2 separate regions of the Homo sapiens genome follow, and region 1 is linked to region 2. A link is an interaction called in ENCODE POLR2A ChIA-PET data of the cell type or tissue named here. Cell type or tissue: PC-9. All regions are shown on one strand. Links, peaks and the distances in the headings refer to the core of each region. The heading gives the core; the rest is flanking DNA. Region 1 overlaps AXIN1 (axin 1). Region 2 overlaps LUC7L (LUC7 like).

Region 1 (11,532 bases), core at 730-8,729, 98 kb before region 2:
TTTGCAGCCACCCTGCCCTGAGCCAGGCCTGGGAGAAGCACCCAGCCTCACGCCTGCGGCATGCGCTGCCTGGGTTTCCCTGGCCACAAGACGGGGCTCTCTGTGCTTCTCAGAAGGTCGTGCATCTTTGGGTCTGTGCGGCCACCTCCGTCTTCATGTCCAGCTCACTTGGAATTGGGCTTTCATTGGCTCATTCCTGGCTTATCATCCAGGGCTCACAGATGTGTGTTTCCAGCCATTTTACTAATTCCAGCCTCTGTCTTTCAGAATACAGCTGGTCTCTAACTTAGGATGGCTCCACTTAGGCCTTTTCAACTTTACAACCAGCCTGAAGCATTCAGGGTGCCCGTCAACGAAGGGCAAGGCTGTGTCTGGATAACACTTTGAGGTTGGAATCCACTTTCCACCTCATATTCCCAGCTATGAGAGGGTTTAACCCTTCGTGGGTTGGAATCCACCTTCTACCTCATATTCCCAGCTATGAGAGGGTTTAACCCTTCGTGGGTTGGCATCCGCCTTCTACCTCATATTCCCAGCTATGAGAGGGTTTAACCCTTCGTGGGTTGGAATCCACCTACCTCATATTCCCAGCTGTGAGAGGGTTTAACCCTTCGTGGGTTGGAATCCACCTTCTACCTCGTATTCCCAGCTATGAGAGGTTTATCAGGACACAGCCTTGTCGTGAGTTGAGGAGCTCTGTGGTTGGAGAAAAAGGCGATTTGCCTTTCAAAATGGCTATAATTATTTTACGTGGTGTACTGACCTGTGCTGCTTAAGCAAAACCATCAGAACTTACTTTTAACAACACAGAAGTCTTGGCGGGGTGGGGCACGTGCTATGCAGAGCTCTCCTGGGGCTGCTGTTTGCTGTTTCCCCATAGTGGTTGTCACCAGCAGGTGCCATGTGGTGCCTTACTACCAGGGAGGGTGGCGGCTCCTGCCTGGGTATGGAAATGTGGTGCCTTACTACCAGGGAGGGTGGCGGCTCCTGCCTGGGTATGGAAGGCACAGAGAGCAGCGGGCCCAGAGCATCCCAGAGCGTGGGTAGCAGGAGGCAGGAGGGCCTGTAGCAGTGGTTTCGGGTGATTCCCAGGGCCAGATCTACCTCCAGCCTCCTCTTCCCATGTTCTGGGTGGCATCCGTCACACCAGGTGGTCTTTTGGCATGAAACATTTTTTGTGGGCAGGCGCAGTGGCTTAAGCCTGTAATCCCAGCACTTTGGGAGGCCGAGGCGGGCAGATCACAAGGTCAGGCGTTCGAGACCAGCCTGACCAACACGGCGAAACCTTGTCTCTACTAAAAATACAAAAATTAGCCGGGCGTGGTGACGTGTGCCTGGAGTCCCAGCTACTCGGGAGGCTGAGGCAGGAGAATCGATTGAACCCAGGAGGCGGAGGTTGTAGTGAGCCGAGATCGCGCCACTGCACTCCAGTCTGGGCGAAAGAGCGAGGCTCCGTCTCAAAAAAAAAAAAAATATATATATATATATATATACACACACACGCATATACGTATGCATATATACATATATACACACATATATACATTTACATATATACATATATATTTGTTTTTAATTTTTATATTCTTGAGTGTACTTAGTAATTTTAAAGGTAATTGATGAGGAAAGCTGGAACTCTCTCAAATTTGCACGTGTGTGTTAAGGGATGTGGAGGGATGCTGTGAAGCTTGACCTGTTTCTAAATTTCTCCATGAAACCATCACAGCGAAGCATCATAATTTTGTGTAACTTTTCTGTTTAGATTTTATCCGCCCCTATGTTGCATTATTGGTGTTGTCATCTTACCTTGCTGGAATCCTTTTAAAGCATTTACCCCTTTGCAGTTCAGTAATTAAAATGATCTGATTTGTGGCCAGGCATGATGGCTCATGCCTGTAATCCCAGCACATTCGGACACCGAGGTGGGCAGATGACTTGAGCCCAAGAGTTCAAGACCAGCCTGGGTGACATAGTGAGACCTCATCTATATAAAAAATGAAAAAGTAGCCAGGAGTGGTAGTGTGCGCCTGTTGTCCCACCTACCTGGGAAGCTAAGGTGGGAGTCCAGGGAATAAAAAAGAAAATGTCAGTGCAGGAAATGCGTTGCTTGTGAGTGTGTGGGGGGCTGTCGGTTCTGAGGTTCTCATGCGGCCTGGGAAGAGGCAGGTGTGATGTGTGGGATTGAGACATGTCCAGGCACAGGAACCAATGAAAGAACTGTACAACATTTACTTTTTCAGAGGGAGGAAATGGAAAGCAAAAAATACCCCAAAGAAGGCAAGAAAGAGCAAAAGGAAGTAGAGCAGATGTGATAAACCAACCCGATCCGACGGTGGCCCAGCTCCCTCCACATCACACTAAATGTAACCGGACCAGACAGCCTCATTAAAAGGAAAAATTGTTATGCTACCTTTTTAAAAGGCAGGCTGCTTACACAAGTAGAAGAATATAGAATGGTTAAATGTGAAAAGACGGAAGATGAAAGTACCACAGTGACCAGAGAGCCGGTGCCGTGGCCATGCTGGATGTGGGAGCAGCCGCGGGAGTCCCAGAGAGGTGCCTTCCTGGGGCAGGAGGAGCACCTTTCTCCACCATCCATGAACACCTGGGCAGGGGAGACCTTCTGTGTGGCCCTGACATTTGGGCCTCCTAGGCCAGCCTAGAGTGCACTGGCCGCCTCATGGCTTCTCATTTCCTGTTGCCTTGAAGCTAATAGGGTCCTTGTAGCTGTCAAACCCCACAGGTGTTTGTTTATGACACAGCTCCTGGGCATTGATTCTGCCATCAGCGCCTCCTCACCGCTCCACTGGACTTTCCCTTCTGTGATGGGCACGTTTTTCCCTAAGTCACCGTGTCTTCTCATGCCTCCTCTCCACGACATTTTTGTTTTTGAGACAGAGTCTGGAGCACAGGCTGGAACACAGTGGCGTGATCATATCTTACTGCAGACTCCCGGGCTCCAGCGAGTCTCCTGCCTTACCCTCCCAAGTCGCTGGGATTCTAGGTGTGCGCCACCACACCGGACCCTAAAGAAAGCCTTTGAACACACAGAAGAGTTGCGAGGAGTCTGTCACTACCTGGCTCTACAGGGTCTCCCAGCCTCTGTGTCCCCGGACTCTGCCTGAGTCCTGGCACCTGTTCCAGAAGAGCTGTGCACGTTTTCCTGTTTGAGGTCATCAGCGTGGGGGGCTGGGCACAGCTCTCACCAAGTCTCCGGCCGCATTCTCTCCGCACAGCCAGAGCCGCTCTCACCAAGGCCCCGGCCGCATTCTCTCCACACACAGCCAGGGGTCAGAGCCACTCTCACCAAGGCCCCGGCTGCATTCTCTCTGCACAGCCAGGGGTCAGAGCCGCTCTCACCAAGGCCCCAGCCGCATTCTCACCGCACACAGCCAGGGGTCAGCATCTCCACTGTCTGAGAAGTGCAGGTGTAGGTGGAGGTGCTCGTGAAGGGCGGGCATACAGGTGCACACATGGGCATGCGGGCGCGCACACAGATGGATACGTGGGCATGCACACACAAAGCACGCATCCATAGGCGCACGCACAGGCAGGCACGCGAGCACATGCCCCTCCCGCCACTGGATCCCAGCTATATGGGGGGATCCTGGAACTCCCATGTGACCTCCCCTTGGACGTGTCTTTGACCAGAACGTTCTTGGTCGCATCTGCTGGTAGTGAAGGCCAAGCCCGGCCGCCTGTGTCTTCAGGTACAGGAGCCATCTGAGTGCTGAGGGCAGATCCTGAGAGCCAGGGCAGTTGTCTGGGATTGTTACGAAGATCAATAGTAAACAGGCTGCCCTTCTTCCTTTTCTTTTCTCCCAGCCGCCTTCTCCCGCTTCTCTCCCCTTTGCTGCCTGACCTTGGTGCTTGTGTGCAGTGGAACTTGCTGTGTGCTGGAGCTTGTGGAAAATGGGAAACCTGCGTTTCTCCTGCTTCTCATTTTAAAGACAAACAGGTTTTCCAAAAATGTGAAAGGCACACCTGGGAAGTCAGAGTGGGAGAAGGATTTGGAATTGGACACATGAACACAGAAGGCTTCGTTCTGCTGTATGTGGCTCCCAAGTGACGGGACAGGTGTGAGCCCCATGGCAGCATGAGGGCAGGGCACGTGCTTCCAGTGCGTGCCAAGACAGACACGCCATGTGCCGTGGGCTACAGACGCGCCGTGTGCTGTGGGCTACAGACGCACCAAGTGCCGTGGGCTACAGATGCACCCGTGTGCCGTGGACGTAGACTTCTTAAACTTCTGTGCGGCAGTGGCCTTCTCTCTTCCATTTGAAATGTTTTTATTTGGCCAAATAGATGTTTATAGAAAGTTACCAAAGTTCAGTGTTCCTTCATAGTAATAGGGAGACTTTAGTACTTAACCTGAGATCTGAGGTTGGCTGCAGTGGTTGTTACAGTGATAATATCAGTAGCTGCTGAGCAGCTGTGGCTTTAAGTATCAAAGGAATAATGGTGTCATTTATAAATACTGCATGATGCTTAAAGCAAAGAGCCTGAAGCTGCAGGCTGGTATCATTTTATCTGCTCTATGTCAGGTACAGAGAGGAGACGAGGAGTGAACCAAACTTACAAAGCCCAGCCACCGGTGGTCGGTGTTTCCAGAGAACCCATTTCCCAAGAGCGGCCCCATGGTTGCTGTCAGCCTGAGGCTGCCGTCACCTGGCCGTGACTGTCTGTGGCCTGCAGTGAGCGACCAGGCCACAGTGGGTGGGTCAGAGGGACTCGTGGACATCGGCCCTGGCAGGGGCCTGACATCGTGAACCGTGTTTTCCATTGTGGCATGGGGTCCTGCACCTGCCTCCCGAGCAGCTGAGCACGGTCACCAGCACTGTTCGTATGAAAGGCCCTGCTTGTGTGTTCTGGCCCCATGCGATACCCTCCAGAGGGCATGGAGGCCACAGCCCCAGGGGAAATGGCCCCGTGCAGCGAGGCCCTGCCCAGCACCGCCACAGGCTGTCCCCAGCTCGCAGTGCTCGCTCATCTCCCCAGGCATCCCATGTCACCAGAGTCCAAGGTGCTGGGCTGCCTGCCCCCCTCCCATCTTGTCAAAGGGCCTTTCCTGGTGTAAGTAGAACTGGGGCTTTCCCTAGGTTCTGTTCATCAGGTGGATGGCTGGAAGCTGCGCTGGTCCCTCCCTCCACACCAAGGACTCTGATGCGCAGGTGTGCTTGCACCTCCGACATGGCAGTTCCTCCGGCCATGTGCACGTGGAGGGCGGCCCATTGTGGTAGCCTTGGGAGGTGTCTTGGTTATCTTGTGTCACTGTGACCTGTGGAGATCCAACTGAGGTAGTCATCACCCCTCGGGGGACACATTCCAAGACCCAGGTGGAGGCCTGAAATGCGATAGTACTGAACCCTGTATATACTGTTTTCCCCTCTGGGAACACACCTCTGATCAAATTTAACTTACAAGTTAGGCACAGTAGAGACTAAAAAAATTGTGAATCAAATGGAATGATTGTAAGGGTGCACTGTGATAAACCCCCTGTGAGGCTGACGACTGTCAGGGTGCAATGTGATAAACCCCCTGTGAGGCTGACGACTGTCAGGGTGCACTGTGATAAACCCCCTGTAAAGCTGGTCTCTTTCTCTCGCAGTCTTACCGCTCTGTGCGCACCTAGTTTCAGACCTTGGCTGAACGCAAGTAACTGAAACTAGGGAAAGCAAAGCCGAGTGGGGGCAGCCGCTAGAAGGAAGGGGCAGCCTCAGGGCACACTGTGGGGCTTGGCAGTTAGGGACCCTGCAGAGTCCACATGCCAGTTGGTTGGCAGCACAGCAGAGCGCCCGGAAGGGGCACATGCCTTTGACAGGAGTTAGATGTGGTGGAGAGAGGCGCTTAAAATTATTGAGGACAAGATGGGTTATTTGGTATTTAATGCTAACAGCTGTATCTCCATTTTGATGTGAAGGAGTGAGCTAGATTTTATTTATTTTTTATTATTTTATTTTTTACCTTTAGGCTCTGCTGGACTGGCCTAGATTTTGTATACACACATTTCAGGTGAAGGTCTAAAAAAAACTGGAGCATATAAAGAAAAATAGAATATATGTGTAATTCTGGAATAAGGAAGGACTGTGTTTCCAAAATAGAAAATAAATAAATAAATAAAGGAAAAGATTGGAATATCTGATTGATTTATTTATTTTATTTTTGAGACAGAGTCTTACTCTGTCGCCCAGGCTGGAGTGCAGTGCTGCGATCTCAGCTTACTGCAATCTCTGCCTCCCGGGTTCAAGCGATTCTCTTGCCTCAGCCTCCCAAGTAGCTGGGATTACAGGTGCGTGCCACCACACCTAGCTAATTTTTGTATTTTTACTAGAGATGGGGTTTCACCATGTTGGTCAGGCTGTTCTTTTTTTTTTTTTTTTTTTTCTTTTGAGACAGAGTCTTGCTCTGTCACCCAGGCTGGAGTGCAGTGGCGTGATCTCAGCTTACTGCAAGCTCCGCCTCCCAGGTTCACGCTATTCTCCCGCCTCAGCCTCCGAAGTAGTCTGGGACTACAGGCGCCCGCCACCACGCCCAGCTAATTTTTTGTATTTTTAGTAGAGACGGGGTTTCACTGTGTTAGCCAGGATGGTCTCGATCTCCTGACCTCGTGATCTGCCTGCCTCGGCCACCCAAAGTGCTGGGATTAAAGGCATGAGCCACCGCACCCGGCCTGTCTGATTTCATAGAAATGAAAAATTTTGTTTGACCAAAATCAACCTGAGCAATGTTAAAAAGAAAAATGACATTTAGGGAGAAAATGTTTTTTGCGTATATAACCAGAGATTAATAACAAGTCTATTTGAAGACTTCTGTAAATCACCAAGAAACTCATAATCCACCCCATAGAAAATGGTAAACCATATGAACAGATAAAGAGGAAGAAGTTTAAATGACAAATACGCTAAACTGCCAATCTGACCATTAATCAGGGAAGTGCAGATTGAAAAAAGGTGTCATTTCCTGGCTAATTTTGCAGTAACAAGAGGAGGTGAATCGTCCCAGGAGCTGGGGAGGAACCTCTGCTCTAGGTAGGGGGACAGGAGGTGGCACCACCCACACACACTGTCACATACCGGCCCTGACATCAGTCCCGTGGCCATGCTTGGACTTGGGCACAGGTGCAGAGACGTCTGAGCTGAATCCCAAGGGCCTCATCCTGATCAAAACCCAGTGTCCTCTCCCGACGCGCACTGCAGAATGAGCAGAACATCTGCGTCCCATTTCTAGTACCGTGCACGGAAAACAAACCCAAATGATCACGTGTGGATGCTCTGTGTGTGCACCAAAGCCCCCGCCTAAAATCAGAGGAGAGATCTGGAAAGATGCCCGGTGCTTTAATGCACCCCGTTGAAAAGGACAGAGGGACAAGAGGACAGGTGGAGATGTTGGTCTTTTCTCCATGCTCCTTATTTTCTCCAAATTGCTTGTGTTTTTAATTAATACATTGAGATATTCAGATAACATGAAAATGTGAAATAAAATGAGAGGCTGTTGGCAGGCTGTCACTAACATGCCCTGCTTGCCTGTTTGCAGGTATGGATCCTGGCGGGAGCCAGTCAACCCCTATTATGTCAATGCCGGCTATGCCCTGGCCCCAGCCACCAGTGCCAACGACAGCGAGCAGCAGAGCCTGTCCAGCGATGCAGACACCCTGTCCCTCACGGACAGCAGCGTGTAAGTCCCGCCCCGGATACCCAGTCCCTCACGGACAGCAGTGTGTAAGTCCGGTCCCAGACACCTTGTCCCTTGAGGACAGCAATGTGTAAGTCCTGCCCCAGACACCCTGTTTCTTGCGGATGGCAGCGTGTAAGTCCCACCCTGCTGCAGAGCGCGGCCAGCTCAGAGGGGGCTTCGTGCTGACCCAGAGATGCCTGGGCTTTGTCTTCAGGAAAAGTGTTTCCTGGCTCCCCAGGTCTCAGTGAGAGTGCGTCTGGACATGCAGGCAGGCTGTACCGCAGAGGCTGTCCTCCAAGCAGTACAAGTGAGGGCTCAGCTTTGTGTCGGTTGCTTCTCTCTGTGACCAGGGCTGCTGGGACCTCCCTATGAGGAAGGATCGAGGGTGAACCTAAGACAGTCTGTAGGCTGCCCGGGCTAGAGTTTGCTCTTTGGTTTTCAGAGTCTGGGGTTTCAGCTTAAAGACAGGCACAGGCCAGCTGCCTCACCACTGGCTGTGGCGAGTGATGTGGTCCCTGAGGGTGGCGTTTCTGCCGACGCTGGTGCAGTACAGGGTCCTGTCTTGTCCCTGTCACCCACTTGGCAAGGGGCTGGGAGCAGGAGTGAGGGAAGATGCTGTGGTTGTGCTGAGGCCTGGGCCACACATGTGTGACGCTCGAGGTGACAGGCAGAAGCTTATTCTTTCATTGTCCAGGGAAACCCCATGTGTAGGAACGTGCTTGTTTTATGACCTCTTCCCCTGTGCTTCGCAGCTGGCTTTTTGGGACCTATGTACACCCCAGCCATTAGATGATGCCAACAGTCTTGTTGCAGTAGGGCACTGGCTGCCAGCCTGTGGGGGTCATTTGGGGTTTTGGTTACCCATGAAGCTCAGACCTTCCCAGCTCTGGTCTGTGCGCCACACGCCACCTGCCCACCAGCCATCCTAGCCAGGGCTGGGGCCGAGCCGCAGGAACCAGGGTCTCCCTGCAGCAGCCTCAGCATTGGAGGAAGCCAGCGGCTATGAACTTGTGAGCAGCTGGAGCCCGCGGACCACCACCCTCCATCCCCACTGCGGCCAGTGGTGTCCCAGATGTCTTTCCCGCTTAGCTGGGTTCTCCATGAGGAAAGCCTGGAGATCTGGATAGGGCTGGAGGAGGAGAGAGGGACTTCTCACCTACTGGTGATTCTGCCCATCTTTTTATGAATATGTTTTAAGTGATGGTCCCACTGTATGTACCATTTTTATGGTTCTTTTCATTTTGAGACAGGATCTCACTGTCACCCAGGCTGGACTGCAATGGTGCGATCTTGGCTTACTGTAGCTTCTGTCTCCTGGTCCCAAGCAATTCTGCCTCAGCCTTCAGAGTTGCTGAGGCTACAAGCGTGCGCCACCACGCCTGGCTAATGATTATTATAATTTTTGTGGAGACGAGGCCTCACTATGCAGTCTCGAACTCCGAGGCTCAAACGGTGCACCCACTTCAGCCTCATGAGTGCTGGGATTACGGGCATGAGCCACTGCATCCGGCTGATGATGATGATTATTTTTGTGGAGACGAGGCCTCACTATGCAGTCTCCAACTCCTGGGCGCAAACTGCACCCACTTCAGCCTCACGAGTGCTGGGATTATGGGCATGAGCCACTGTGCCTGGCTGGTTTGTTCTTTTCATTTGCCTGTCTTTAAACATTTTTCCAAAACCTGAATTTCAGATGAGGAGAACAAGTTGTCACATTCTGTTTCTGAACCAGATTCAGCCAGCCCACATTGCCGTAGGTCTTGGCCCCTTGGTTTTTCCCCAGGTAGCTGTGGTAGTGCAGGGGCAGCTCCCTGCCCCTTCCGGGCAGAGCTGCTGTGTGTGGCTTCTCCTGGTTTCTTTCATCCTCGTTTAATTTTGAATCTTCAAAATAAAATGTTGACGTGATTTTAGCAGCACCTGACTTGAGGTTACTGGAGTTGAAGCAGTGCCTGCCGTGGTCCTGAAGCCTCGGGCCAGGTGGTTGGGTGCAGTGCAGCCCACGGAGCGCCTGACATGCATCCTAGCATCTGGTTTCCCTCTTCCCCAAAACTCTGTTACTACAACAAAAAGTAACCTGCCAACTCAGTTTTCTCAAAAAGTCTCCTAATTCTCTCCAAGAAAAGGGACATATGTTTCCTAAAGGGAGGACCTAAAATAAATAGGTATTTTTTTTCTTGATATTCTGTTCATCTTGGTTTGTACTGAAGTGTTTAACAATTTGGAATGTGAAATTGCTACACGTACTCGAAAGCAAATCAGAGGTAAAAAGTGGACAGGTGAAGAGCATCATTCCGGTGGGGCAGCTGCCCTCAGCTTTTGTGCTGGCGGCAAGCTCACAACATTCCACATGGCACTCGAGAGGCTGTGGGCTGTGGACACAGATGTGGGGTCAGTGTCTAATCCACGGAGGCCTGTGGAGGTTACCCAATCCAAGTATCATGTCTAAGAAACCAGTAGGTTGGTGGCTTCAGGACACTTCAACAAACCCCGAGGCAAGTGTTAGGTGAGTTTTAGATTCACTTGTTCCTGACGCCCACCGTGGCTGAGCCAGACCTGGACTCGGCTCACCATTGCCCACAACACTCAGTGGTGCTGTGACAGCCGAGGATGCCTCAGGAGTTGCCGTGTCTGCCACGCAGCCCTGGGTCGGGCGCTCTCTTCAGTCGTCCTGTGTCTCCTGGCAGCTCTGAGAGGCCCCTGGGTGCGGCACGGATCCCTGGAGCTGCCGTGCTTCCGAAGGCAGCTTTTCTTTCTTTCTTCCTTTTCTTTTTTGAGACGTAGTCTTGCTCTGTTGCCCAGACTGGAGTGCAGTGGCACAATCTCGCCTCACTGCAACCTCCGCCTCCCGGGTTCACGCCATTCTCCTGCCTCAGCCTCCCGAGTAGCTGGGACTACAGGCACTCGCCACCACACCTGGCTAATTTTTTGTATTTTTAGTAGAGACGGGGTTTCACCGTGTTAGCCAGGATGGTCTCGATCTCCTGACCTCGTGATCCGCCCGCCTCGGCCTCCCACAGTGCTGGGATGACAGGCATGAGCCACTGCGCCCAGCCCGAAGGCAGCTTTTCTAATAGCTGGGAGAGGGCGAGGGCTTTCATGAAGGATGGTTGTGCGTGAGTTATCTTAACCCTGGGGTAATTATTCAGACCATGTATAATCTGACTTTCGTGTTTTAATGATCTTCTAAAGGGTTCATAAAGAAAACCTGTTGCGGGCTGGGCGCGGTGGCGCATGCCTGTAATCCCAGCAGTTTGGGAGGCCGAGGCAGGCGGATCACGGGGTCAGGAGATTGAGACCATCGTGGTTAACACAGTGAAACCCCGTCTCTACTAAATAATACAAAAAATTAGCCGGGCGTGGTGGCGGGCACCTGTAGTCCCAGCTACTCGGGAGGCTGAGGCAGGAGAATGGCGTGAACCCGGGAGCGGCTTGCAGTGATCCGAGATCGCGCCACTACACTCCAGCCTGGGCGACAGAGCAAGACTCCGTCTCAAAAAGAAAAAAATAAAAGAAAACCTGTTGCTAAAGAGCTACCTTGTGCCTCCCTCAGAGACCACACTGCCCTGCCAGCTCCTGGAGAGAAGCAGAGTGTGCAGCCTTGGCATCTCCTATCTTTCCGTGGGGCACTGGTTGTCCTGGCTGCCCACTGTGCAATCCTGAAATGTTTTTGGTCCATTTAGCAATGCCCTCCAAGGCAGGCACACTGCACAGTGGTCTAGGCCACAAGCAGGGGCCAGCAAACGTTTCCCGTGCAGGGCTGGCAGTGAATATGTGAGGCTTTGCAGCCGCATGCAGTCCCTGTCACAGATTCTTCCCCCACCCTTTAAAAATGTAGAAACCTTGGCCGGGCGCCGTGGC
Region 2 (11,532 bases), core at 2,026-10,025:
ATGTTGGGCATCCAGGGGAATGGCCAGTAGTATTTTTCCCTGCCTCCTTGGCAAAGCTGAAAAGCTACATCCAAAGAGGGTAATCATAGAACCCAAGCCTATCCTCAGTGTGCTTAAGCAGGGACTCTTTTGGGAGCTCTCACATTGAAAAGTAAGTGCTGAATTTTGCTTCATGTGAGGTTTTTTTTTTTCAGACGGAGTCTCACTCTGTTGCCTAGGCTGGAGTGCATGGTGCTATCTCTGCTCACTGCAACCTCTGTCTCCTGGGTTCAAGCAACTCTCCTGCCTCAGCCTCCTGAGTAGCTGGGATTATAGGCGCCCGCCACCACACCTGGCTAATTTTTTTTGTATTTTTAGTAGAGATGGGGTTTCATCATGTTGGCCAGGCTGGTCTCAAACTCCTGACTTCAGGTGATCCACCCACCTCTGCCTCCCAAAGTGCTGGGATTACAGGCATGAGCCACCGCGCCTGGCCTCATGAGGTTTTCTTTTTTTTTTATTTTGAGACTGAGTTTCGCTCTTGTTGCCCAGGCTGGAATGTAATGGCTCCATCTCAGCTCACTGCAAGCTCCGCCTCCCGGGCTCAAGCAATTCTCCTGCCTCAGCCTCCCGAGTAGCTGGGATTACAAACGTGCGCTACCACACCCGGCTAATTTTTGTATTTTTAGTAGAGACGGGGTTTCACCACGTTGGCCAGGCTGGTCACGAACTTCTGACCTAAGGTGATCCGCCCTCCTCGGCCTCCCAAAGTGCTGGGATTATAGGCATGAGCCACCGCGCTCGGCCTCATGAGGTTTTCTAATGTCATATCTTTCTTGACAGTTGAGTTTTTTATAATGGAAATCAATTTGTACTTCATACTTTGTTGTACTTCAGGTTTTAGGGTCTGCTTCCTTTGGTAGTAGCTTTTTCTTTGAACAACAAAGCCTTGATTAGTTTAAAGCATTTTTTCTGATAGCTGCCATTCATTTTTCAGCTACAATGCTTAGTTTGTGGAAACTATATATTTTAAAGGACAACACCCACAACTTAGAAGAGTGAATGAGGCCAGGTGCGGTGGCTCATACCTGTAATCCCAGCACTTCGGGAGGAGGAGGAGGAGGCGGGTGGATCACTTGAGGTCAGGAGTTTGAGACCAGCCTGGCCAACATGATGAAAACCTGTCTCTACTAAAAATACAAAAATATTAGCCGGGCGTGGTGGCGTGCCCCTGTAGTCCCAGCTATTCGGGAGGCTGAGGCAGGAGGATTACTTGAATCTGGGAGGCAGAGGTTGCAGTGAGCTGAGATCGTGCCACTGCACTCCAGCCTGGGCGACAGAGTGAGACTCCGCCTCAAAAAAAAAAAAGAAAAAACAGAGTGAATGAGGTAAAAGTTGTCAGATTTTCAGTGACAGTGATTTTAAGTGCAAATTTGGCTTCTAGAACCACTATTGTCCTATCTCTAAGTCTTCTATGTAACCGACCATAACGTGAGTCCCATCTGACTTCAGAGTAAGAATGATAAAGGAGAAAAGTCAATCTTTCGTCAAAATAAACATCACCATACAAGGCAGACCCGTTGTCTGCCGCCTCCATGTTAGCTTTATTATTGGTGATACTGAAGGATGTTTTGTTAGTGAGTATGCCACGTGCTTTCTTTTTTTATCTATTATTTTATTTTATTTTATTTTTTTGAGACGGAGTCTCGCTCTGTCGCTCAGGCTGGAGTGCAGTGGTGCGATCTTGACTCACTGCAAGCTCTGCCTCTCTGGTTCATGCCATTCTCCTTCCTCAGCCTCCTGAGTAGCTGGGACTACAGGCGCCCAGCTAATTTTTTTTGTATTTTTAGTAGAGAAGGGGTTTCACTGTGTTGGCCAGGATGGTCTTGATCTCCTGACCTCGTGATCCGCCCGCCTCGGCCTCCCAAAGTGCTGGGATTACAGGAGTGAGCCACCGTGCCCAGCCTAGCATGCTACATGCTTTCTATGAGACTGCATCCCAAGAGTCAGACATGCAAGCCTCTCTATTTTTTTCCCCCTCAAGATGGATTAAAGGTTTAAAGCCTTCCTTTCTTTTTTTTTTTTTTTTTTTAAAAGACGGGGTCTCTTTAAAAAGCTGGGCGAGGTGGCTCACGCTCGTAATCCCAGCACTTTGAGAGGCCAAGGTGGGTGGATCACCTGAGGTCAGCAGTTCGAGACCAGCCTGACCAACATGGAGAAACCCCATCTCTACTGAAAATACAAAATTAGCTGGGCGTGGTGGCACATGTCTGTAATTCCAGCTCCTTGGGAGGCTGAGGCAGGAGAATCGCTTGAACCTGGGAGGCGGAGGTTGCGGTGAGCCGAGATTGCACTACAGTCTGGGCAACAAGAGCGAAACTCCATCTCAAAAAAAAAAAAAAATTAAAAAGACAGGGGTCTCTGTTGCTCAGACTGGAGTGCAGTGGCTCAGTCACAGCTCACTTGAAGCCTTGACCTCCTAGGCTCAAGCGATCTCTTCCCCTCAGCCTCCCAAGTGGCTGGGACTACAGGCACATACCACCACACCCAGCTAATTGTTAATTTTTTCATAGAGACAGGGTCTTGCTATGTTGCCCAGGCTGGTCTCAAACTCCTGGGCTCAAGTGATCCTCCCATCTTGCCCTCCCAAAGGTGTTGGGATTACAGACATGTGCCACTGCAACTGGTACTAACGTCTTTTTTTTTTTTTTTTTCTGGTTATGTAGACATGTTCTTTTGTCCTACTGGGGGTGTCTCCTAGTTGGGATGTTGGGTTTTGTTAACATGCACTCTATAACTTGACACGATGATCCTCAGCACACAAACCTCCCTGTTGCTGTGTAGATGGCGAGAGGCAGAAGGTGTCTGCATAGAGTCCTATACTTAGGATTTAGATTAAAATCATACACTGTTTTCTAATTGTACTGCATATGGTACACATAATAGCACATCATGCTGTTCTTACTGACAACATAAATCATTTTGTTTTAGTAATGGAACGTTTTGCTTGTCAAATGGAGGAACTGAGTGGGACAATTATCTGTCCTCACTTAGATGTCCAGGGTCATTTCCCAGGCTAAGAAAATGTGTAGAGCATGTATTTGGCTACGAACCAGCCTGTTCTCCTTTATTCCCTTTGATACACAATCAGCTACACAAAGCCAAGTGTTAGGTTGTGATGTAATTGCCAAAATCTAACTTCTGTCCGCTCTTTCCTCTTCCTCTGTCTCTGCATCTTAAGCATCGAGCATCTCAAGTAGTCAAGATTGCAAGACAATGCCTAGAAATTTGTTGCAGTGAGACTGTTTTCTGGCCCTTTCCTTTTTTTTTTCCCCTTTTCTGAGACAGAGTCTCACTTTATCACCCAGGCTGGAGTGCAGTGGCACAGTCTTGGCTCACTGCAAACTCCACCTCCTGGGTTCAAGCGATTCTTGTGTCTCAGCTCCCCAGGTAGCTGGGATTACAGGTGCCCTGCCACCACACCTGGCTAATTTTTGTAGTTTTAGTGGAGACTGGGTTTTATCATGTTGGGCAGGCTGGCCTTGAACTCCTGACCTCAAGTGATCCGCCTGCCTCACCCTCCCAAAGTGCTGGGATTACAGGCGTGAGCCACCACGCCCAGCCCTGGCCGTTTCCTATCCCTGCCACCCCACATGCTGCCATTTACTGAATCCTTGGACTGATGCATAAATAAAACTGGGCCAGGCACCGTGGCTCACACCTGTAATGCCAGCTCTTTGGGAGGCCAAGGTGGGTGTATCACTTGAGGTCAGAGGTTCAAGACCAGCCTGGCCAACGTGGCGAAACCCTGTCCCTACTGAAAATACAAAAAAAAAAAAAAAAAAAAAAAAAAAAAATTAGCTGGGTGTGGTATCACGTGCCTGTAATCCCAGCTACTTGGGAGAATGAGGCAGGAGAATTGCCTGAACCCCGGAGGCAGAGGTTACAGTAAGCTGAGGTCGCGCCACTGTACTCCAGCCTGGGTGACAGGTGAGACTCCTTAAAAACTGGCAAAAGCCAATTAATGTAGTTGTGATGATTACAGTCCAATTATCTCTGGGTCTAAAATAGAAACTTTACACTATTAAATGCATCAGTTTCAAGTATCACGTAGTCACGATGGTAAAAGTGAAATGAGGCTTCTCAGCCATATCTCCTTTCTTAATTTTCTTATTGCAGTGTCAGTGTTCCAAAAGTGATCATTTCTGTTGGTGACAGTTGAAACACCAAGTCGCGTTGTGTGCTTTCTACAGTAGGTAGGCACTGAGGTCTGCATTTTCTGTTTCTTTCCCACAGCGCATGGATTTAGGAGAATGTACCAAAATCCACGACTTGGCCCTCCGAGCAGATTATGAGATTGCAAGTAAAGAAAGAGACCTGTTTTTTGAATTAGATGTAAGTTTTATTTAATGTTGATTTATTCCTACTGCGAAGAACCCAATATTGAACTAACAAGAAAAATGTAACATACGTAAGTTATGAAGCAAAATAATAAGGTAGTTGCTTGTTATCCTGCCACTCAAGCTCAGAGCTAGAATACAGCCAGTACTGTTTATATGTTGTGTCCAGCGTCCTGTCAGTGTCCTAAATGATAATATGTGTTATCTCATTTTGTTGCTTTTAAAAATTTTAATTACATTTTTATGAGTCCTTGAACAGTGTTTATTTTTGCTTAGTTTTGAATGGTTTCATAGTGTAGAGTCTTTAAAATTAGATTTTTTTGGTTCAGTATCATGTTTCTGTTTGCCCAGGTTGTTGCATATAGTTTTCATTGCTGCTTGAATAATTCTCAAACGATCTTTGCTTTATTCATAGACATTTAGATTGATTCTAGTTTTGCTACTGCAGACAATATGAATATTTTTGCATAACTTCCTTGTCACGTGGATAAGGATTTATTTTGGGTATATTCCTAGGAGAGGGATTGCTGGTTTATAGGAGATACCCGTATTTATCCTCGCAAGACAATTTTGTAATGTTGTCTTCTTGTTTCTATTTGGTAAAGTCCCATAGCAGTGTCTGCACGCTCACCAACACTTTGTATTATCAGACTGTTTAATTTTTGCAGTTTAGTGGTTGTAAAATGGCATTTCTTTCTGATCTCAATTTGCATTTTTTTAGTACTCAGTAGTTGTGTTATTTTATCTACATTAGTAAATTCTTTTTTTTTTTTTGAGACGGAGTTTCACTCTTGTTGCTCAGGCTGGAGAGCAGTAGTGCGATCTTGGCTCACTGCAACCTACTCCTCCCAGGTTCAAGCAATTCTGCCTCAGCCTCCTGAGGAGCTGGGAATACAGGCATGAGCCGCCATGCCCGGCTGATTTTGTATTTTTAGTAGAGATGGTGTTTCTCCATGTTGATCAGGCTGGTCTCGAACTCTCAACGTCAGGTGATCCGCCCGCCTCAGCCTCCCAAAGTGCTGGGATTACAGGTTGAGCCACCGTGCCTAGCTTCTTTTTCTTTTTGATACAGAGTTTCACTCTGTTGCCCAGGCTGGAGTGCAGCAGCATGATTATAGCTGACTGTAAGTGAATTGCTGGGCTCAGGTGATCCTTCTTCCACAGTCTCCTAAATAGCTAGTACTACAGATGCACACGACCATGTCTGGCTAATTATTTATTTAATTTATTTTAATTTTTATTTATTTATTTATTTTGAGACAGAGTCTTGCTCTGTCACCAGGCTAGAGTGCAGTGGCACCATCTTGGCTCATTGCAACCTCCGACTCCCTGGTTCAAGTGATTCTCCTGCCTTAGCCTCCCAAGTAGCTGGGATGACAGGCATGCGCCACCATGCCCAGCTCATTTTTGTATTTTTGGTAGAGATGGGGTTTTACCATGTTGGCCAGGCTGGTCTCGATCTCCTGACCTTGTGATCCGCCTGCCTCGGCCTCCCAAAGTGCTGGGATTACAGCTGTGAGCCACCGCGCCTGTCCTATTTATTTTTGAGACAGGTTCTTGTTCTGTCACCCAGGCTGGAGGGCAGTGGCGTGATGATGGCTTGCTGTAACCTTGACCTCTTCGGCTCAGTGATAGCCCTGCCTCGGATTCCTGAGTAGCTGCGGGTATAGGTGTGTGCCACCACACCCGGCCTTTTTTTTTTTTTTTTTTTTTTTTTTTGAGACAGGGTTTTACTATGTTGCCCAGGCTGGTCTCAAACTTCTGCCCTCAAGTGATCCTGCCACCTTGGCCTCTCACTGGTATTGGGATTTCAGGTGTGAGCCACTATGCCTGGCCAGTAAATTCATTTAGAGTAGCATTTTTCAGCTTTTTTTCGTTGTTGCCCCCAGTGGAGCCTTTTAAGATTCTTTTTTCTGTTTTTTTGAGACAGAGTCTCCCTCTGTTGCCCAAGCTGGAATGCAGTGGCGCAATCTTGGCTCATTGCAACCTCCGCCTCCTGGGTTTAAGCAATTCTCCTGCCTCAGCCTCCCAAGTAGCTGAGATTAGAAGTGCCCGCCACCACACCCAGCTGATTTTTGTATTTTTAGTAGAGATGTGGTTTCGCCATGTTGGCCAGGCTCATCTTGAACTCTTGACCTCAGGTGATCCACCCACCTCACTCTCCCAAAGTGCTGGGTTTACAGGTGTGATTACACTGTGCCTGGTAAGAATACATGATTTAAACTCACTCAATTTTAATTGTTTTTTAATCCCTAATCACCCATCGCTAGTATGACCAGAGGTTAGTAGAGGGGTTTGATGCCATTCTGGTTCTTGAGTGAAGACCGGGAAGGCACTGAGCATGGGATGAGGGAGCCAGTGAAAAATATAAAACCCAAGGGAAAGGGTCCCTCCGCTTGCATTACAAGATGTCAATACGTTTTACAGTAAATTCTTCCTTTTTTTTTTTTGAGACGGAGTGTCACTGTTGTTGCCTCGGCTGGAGTGCCGTGGCATGATCTTAGCTCACTGTAACCTCCACCTCCTGGGTTCAAGCGATTCTCCTACCTCAGCCTCCTGAGTAGCTGGGATTACAGGTGCCTGCCACCATGCCTGGCTAATTTTTTTTTTTTTTTTTGGAGATATAGTTTTGCTCTTGTCGCCCAGGCTGTAGTACAGTGGCATGATCTCGGCTCACTGCAACCTCCTTCTCTTCTCATGCCTCAGCCTCCCAAGTAGCTGTGATTACAGGCACCCGCCACCACGCCCAGCTAATTTTTATATTTTTAGTAGAGATGAGGTTTCACCATTTTGGTCAGGCTGGTCTCAAACTCCTGACCTCAGGTGATCCACCTGCCTTGGCCTCCCAAAGTGTTGTGATTATAGGCGTGAGCCACTGCACCTGGCCTCAAGTAAATTCTGTTTATTTATTTAAAAAAAAAATTTTTTTTTTTTTTGAAACAGAGTCTCACTCTTGTTGCCCAGGCTGTAGTGCAGTGGTGTGATCTCGGCCCACTGCAACCTCTGCCTCCTGGTTTCAAGCGATTTTCCTGCCTCAGCCTCCTGAGTAGCTGGGATTACAGGTGCACATCGCTACGCCTGGCTGATTTTTGTATTTTTAGTAGAGACGGGGTTTTGTCATGTTGGCCAGGCTGGTCTTAAACTCCTGACCGCAGGTGATCCACCCGCCTTAGCCTCCCAGAGTGTTGAGATTACAGGCGTGAGCCACTGCGCCCAGCCTATTTAAAAAATTTGTTGTGGCTACATAATAGGTGTATATATTTGGGGGGTACCTGAGATGTTTCATTTGACACAGGAATGCAATTCTCAATAAAGAATAAATTCCTGGACCGTGTGCAGTGGCTTACAGCTGTAATTCCAGCAATTTGGGAGGCTGAGGTGGGTGGATCACCTGAGGTCGGGAGTTGAAGACTAGCCTGGCCAACATGGTGAAACGCTGCCTCTTCTAAAAATACAAAAATTAGCTGGGCATGGTGGTGCTGTCCTCTAATCCCAACTACTCGGGAGACTGAGGCAGGAGAATGGCTTGAACCCAGTTGGTGAAGGTTGCAGTGTGCTGAGATCACACCATTGCACTTTATTCTACTTGGGTGACAGAGCGAAACTCTGTCTCAAAAAAAAAAATTCTATTTAAAATAGTGGCCTTGGCCAGGCATGTGGTGGCTCACGCCTGTAATCTCAACACTTTGGGAGGCTGAGGCAGGAGGATTGCTTGAGCCCGGGAGTTCAAGACCAGCCTGGGCAACATGGGGAAACCCCGTCTCTACAAAAAAATGCCAGAGTTAGCCAGGCGTGGTGGCATGTGCCTTGAGAGAATGGGTTAGAGAGCTAGAACAGGTCAGAGACCTTTTTGTCCTATGTGAAAATGTACAATATACAAGAGTTACTCCCTGAAAACTACCCGCATCTCCCACTCCCTAAAAGTCATTTTTGACCTTACAGGGGGCTCATATTAAAATAATTAGGTCAGGCGAGGTGGCTTATGCCTGTAATCTCAGCACTTCGGGAGGCCGAGGCGGGCAGATCACGAGTTCAGGAGTTCAACACCAGCCTGGCCAAATAGTACAACACCGTGTCTACCGAAAATACAAAAATCAGCCGGTCATGGTGGTGGGCACCTGTAGTCCCAGCTACTTGGGAGGCTGAGGCAGGAGAATCACTGGAACCCAGGAGGCGGAGGTTTCAATGAGCCGACATTGTGCCACTGCACTCCAGCCTGGACAACCGAGCGAGACTCCGTCTCAAAAAAAAAAAAAAAAAAAACAACTATTTGATAACCAGTGTTTATAAGCATGTGGAAAAGAAAAAGGTCCTCCTCACTCAAAGAATTAGAGTAAACAAGGGCCGGGCCCTGTGGCTCACACCTCTTACCCAAGCACTTTGGGAGGCTGAGGCGGGCAGATCACCTGAGGTCGGGAGTTCGAGACCAGCCTGACCATCATGGAGAAACCCCCATCTCTATTAAAAATTGAAAATTAGCCGGGCGTGGTGCTGGGCACCTATAATCCCAGCTACTCGGGAGGCTGAGGCAGGAGAATCACTTGAACCTGGGAGGCAGAGGTTGCAGTGAGCCAAGATCGTGCCATTGCACTGTAGCCTGGGCAACAAGAGCGAAATCCCATCTCAAAAAAAAAACAGTAAACCGGGCTGGGCAGGCAAGGGGGCTTCTGCTTGTAATCCTGTCACTTTTGGAGGCCAAAAGTGAAGGATCACTTGAGCCCAGGAGTTTTTGCCTGAAGAACATGTTTCTAGAAAAAAAATAGAAAATTAGCTGGGTGTGGTGGAGCAGCAGTGTTGTGGGAGAGTGATCTGTCAAGACACTGTCGATGTTTTTTTTTTTTTTGAGACAGTGTCTCACTCTCGTCCAGGCTGGAGTACAGTGGCATGATCTCGGCTCACTGCCATCTCTGCCTTCCCGGTTCAAGCAATTTTCCCACCGCAGCCTCCTGAGTAGCTGGGACTACAGGTGCATGTCACCACACCTGGCCAATTTTCTGTATTTTCTTTTTTTTTTTTTTTTGAGACGGAGTTTTGCTTTTGTCGCCCAGGCTGGAGTGCAATGGCGCGATGATCTCGGCTCACTGCAACCTCCGCCTGCCGGGTTCAAGCAACTCTCCTACCTCAGCCTCCCAAGTAGCTGGGATTGCAGGCACGCGCCACCATGCCTGGCTAATTTTTTGTATTTTTAGTAGAGACGGGGTTTTACAATACTGGTCAGGCTGGTCTCAAACTCCTGACCTTGTGATCCATTCGCCTCGGCCTCCCAAAGTGCTGGGATTACAGGTGTGAGCCACCGCGCCCGGCCCAATTTTTTGTATTTTCAGTAGGCAGGGTTTCACCATGTTAGCGAGGATGGTCTCAAGCTCCTGACCTTGTGATCTGCCCGCCTCACTCTCCCAAAGTGCTGGGATTACAGGCGTGATCCATTGCACCTGGCCTACTGTTGGTGTTTTAAACATTTTTTTCCAGAATTCCACTGTTGGGAATGTGTCTTAAGGATATGTGAAAATGAATGCAGAGAAAAGATGTTTATCGTAACTTATTTTAAGAGGAAAAAAAAGATGTAATACAACTATTGAGATAGGATCTTGTTCTGCCCAGGCTGGATTGCAGTGGCGTGCTCATAGCTCACGGTAGCCTCCAACTCCTGGCCTCAAGCTATTCTCCTACTTCAGTCTTCGAAGTTCTGGGATTACAGTCACAAGCCACCATGCCTGGCCTAAAAGTATCTCTGCCTTGTGACTTATTTCTAGAAATCTCTATCCTAAGAAAGTAATTGGAAATACATGGAAACATGGTTATAGTAAAGATGTTTGTGGGCCAGGTGTAGTGGTCCATGCCTGTAATCCAAGAGCTTTGGGAGACTAGGGTGGGTGGGTCGCATGAGCCCAGTTGGAGACTAGCCTGGGCAAGATGACAAACCCTGTCTGTACACAAAATACCAAAAAAATTAGCCAGACAAGGTGGCCTGCAACTATAGTCCCAGCTACTCGAGGGGCTGAGGCTGGAGGATCAGTTGAGCCCGGAGGATCAAGGCTGAAGTGAGCTGTGCTTGCACCACTGTGCTCCAGCCTGGAGAACAGAACAAGAGTCTGTCTCAGATAAATGAATGAATGGATAAATGATACTTATGACAAAATTGTTTATGAGATTGAAATTTGGATCAAGAAAAATGCCCAAGAAGAGAAATGAGTGAATAAATTATAATGAACCTATATGATAGACTCTGCCCTTCAAACTAATGTTTGTGAAACCTGTCTAATGATTTCAAATTGCTTATGATAGGCAGGGCTCAGTGGCTCACACCTGTAATCCCAGCACTTTGGGAGGCTGAGGTGGGTGGATCATGAGGTCAGGATACCAGCCTGACCAACATGGTGAAACACTGTCTCTACTAAAAATATAAAAATTAGCTGGGTGTGGTGGTGCGCACCTGTAATCCCAGCTACTCAGGAAGCTGAGGCAGGAGAATAGCTTGAACCCAGGAGGCAGAGGTTGCAGTGAGCCGAGATCGTGCCATTGCACTCTAGCCTGGGCGACAGAGCAAGACTCCATTTCAAAAAAAAAACAATTGCTCATGAGAACACAAAACAAAGACACAAAATATAAAGCTGTAACGATTTCAACTCAAGCCAGGCACAGTGGCTCACTCCTGTAATCCCAGCACTTTGGGAGGCTGAGGTGGGCAGATCACAAGATCAGGAGATGGAGACCTTCCTGGCCAAGATAGTGAGACCCCATCTCTACTAAAAATAGAAAATATTAGCCAGGTGTGATGGTGGGCACCTGTAATCCCAGCTACTTTGGAGGGTGAGGCAGGAAAATCGCTTGAACCTGGGAGGCAGAGATTGCGGTGAGCCGAGATTGCGCCACTGCACTCCAGTCCAGGAAACAGTGCGAGACTTGGTCTCAAATAAAGAAAAAAAGAAAAAAGATTTCTGCCGGGTGCGGTGGCTCACGCCTGTAATCTCAGCACTTTGGGAGGCCGAGGCAGACGGATTGCATGAGGTCAGGAGTTCGAGACCAGTCTGACCAACATGGTGATAACCTGTCTCTAATAAAAATACAGAAATAAAATTAGCCAGGTGTTGTGGTGTGCACCTGCAATCCCAGGTACTTGGGAGGCTGAGGCAGGGGAATTGCTTGAGCCTGG

The links. Peaks named below come from ENCODE experiments on the same cell type or tissue, not always from the same donor. Only the 100,000 strongest peaks of a DNase experiment are listed, where the experiment ranks them.
Region 1: POLR2A ChIA-PET joins it to region 2 with 13 read pairs; 7 of 35 experiments call an interaction of 5 or more read pairs at or near these places.

The regions. Positions count from the first base shown.
Region 1 is chr16:310,685-322,216 of GRCh38, reverse strand. It overlaps AXIN1 (axin 1), which reads left to right. Exons shown (of 11, transcript NM_003502.4): 3 at 7,534-7,674. Among named protein-coding and RNA genes, the nearest start is that of PDIA2, 33 kb to the right of the region's middle. RefSeq lists enhancers at 3,213-3,966, 3,967-4,718, 4,719-5,472. In PC-9, for the core only: a CTCF peak has its summit at 3,370; a DNase peak (open chromatin) is centred at 5,306.
Region 2 is chr16:213,491-225,022 of GRCh38, reverse strand. LUC7L (LUC7 like) reads left to right here. Exons shown (of 10, transcript NM_201412.3): 3 at 4,276-4,374. Among named protein-coding and RNA genes, the nearest start is that of LUC7L, 10 kb to the left of the region's middle. In PC-9, for the core only: no CTCF peak of the experiment used is centred there; no DNase peak of the experiment used is centred there.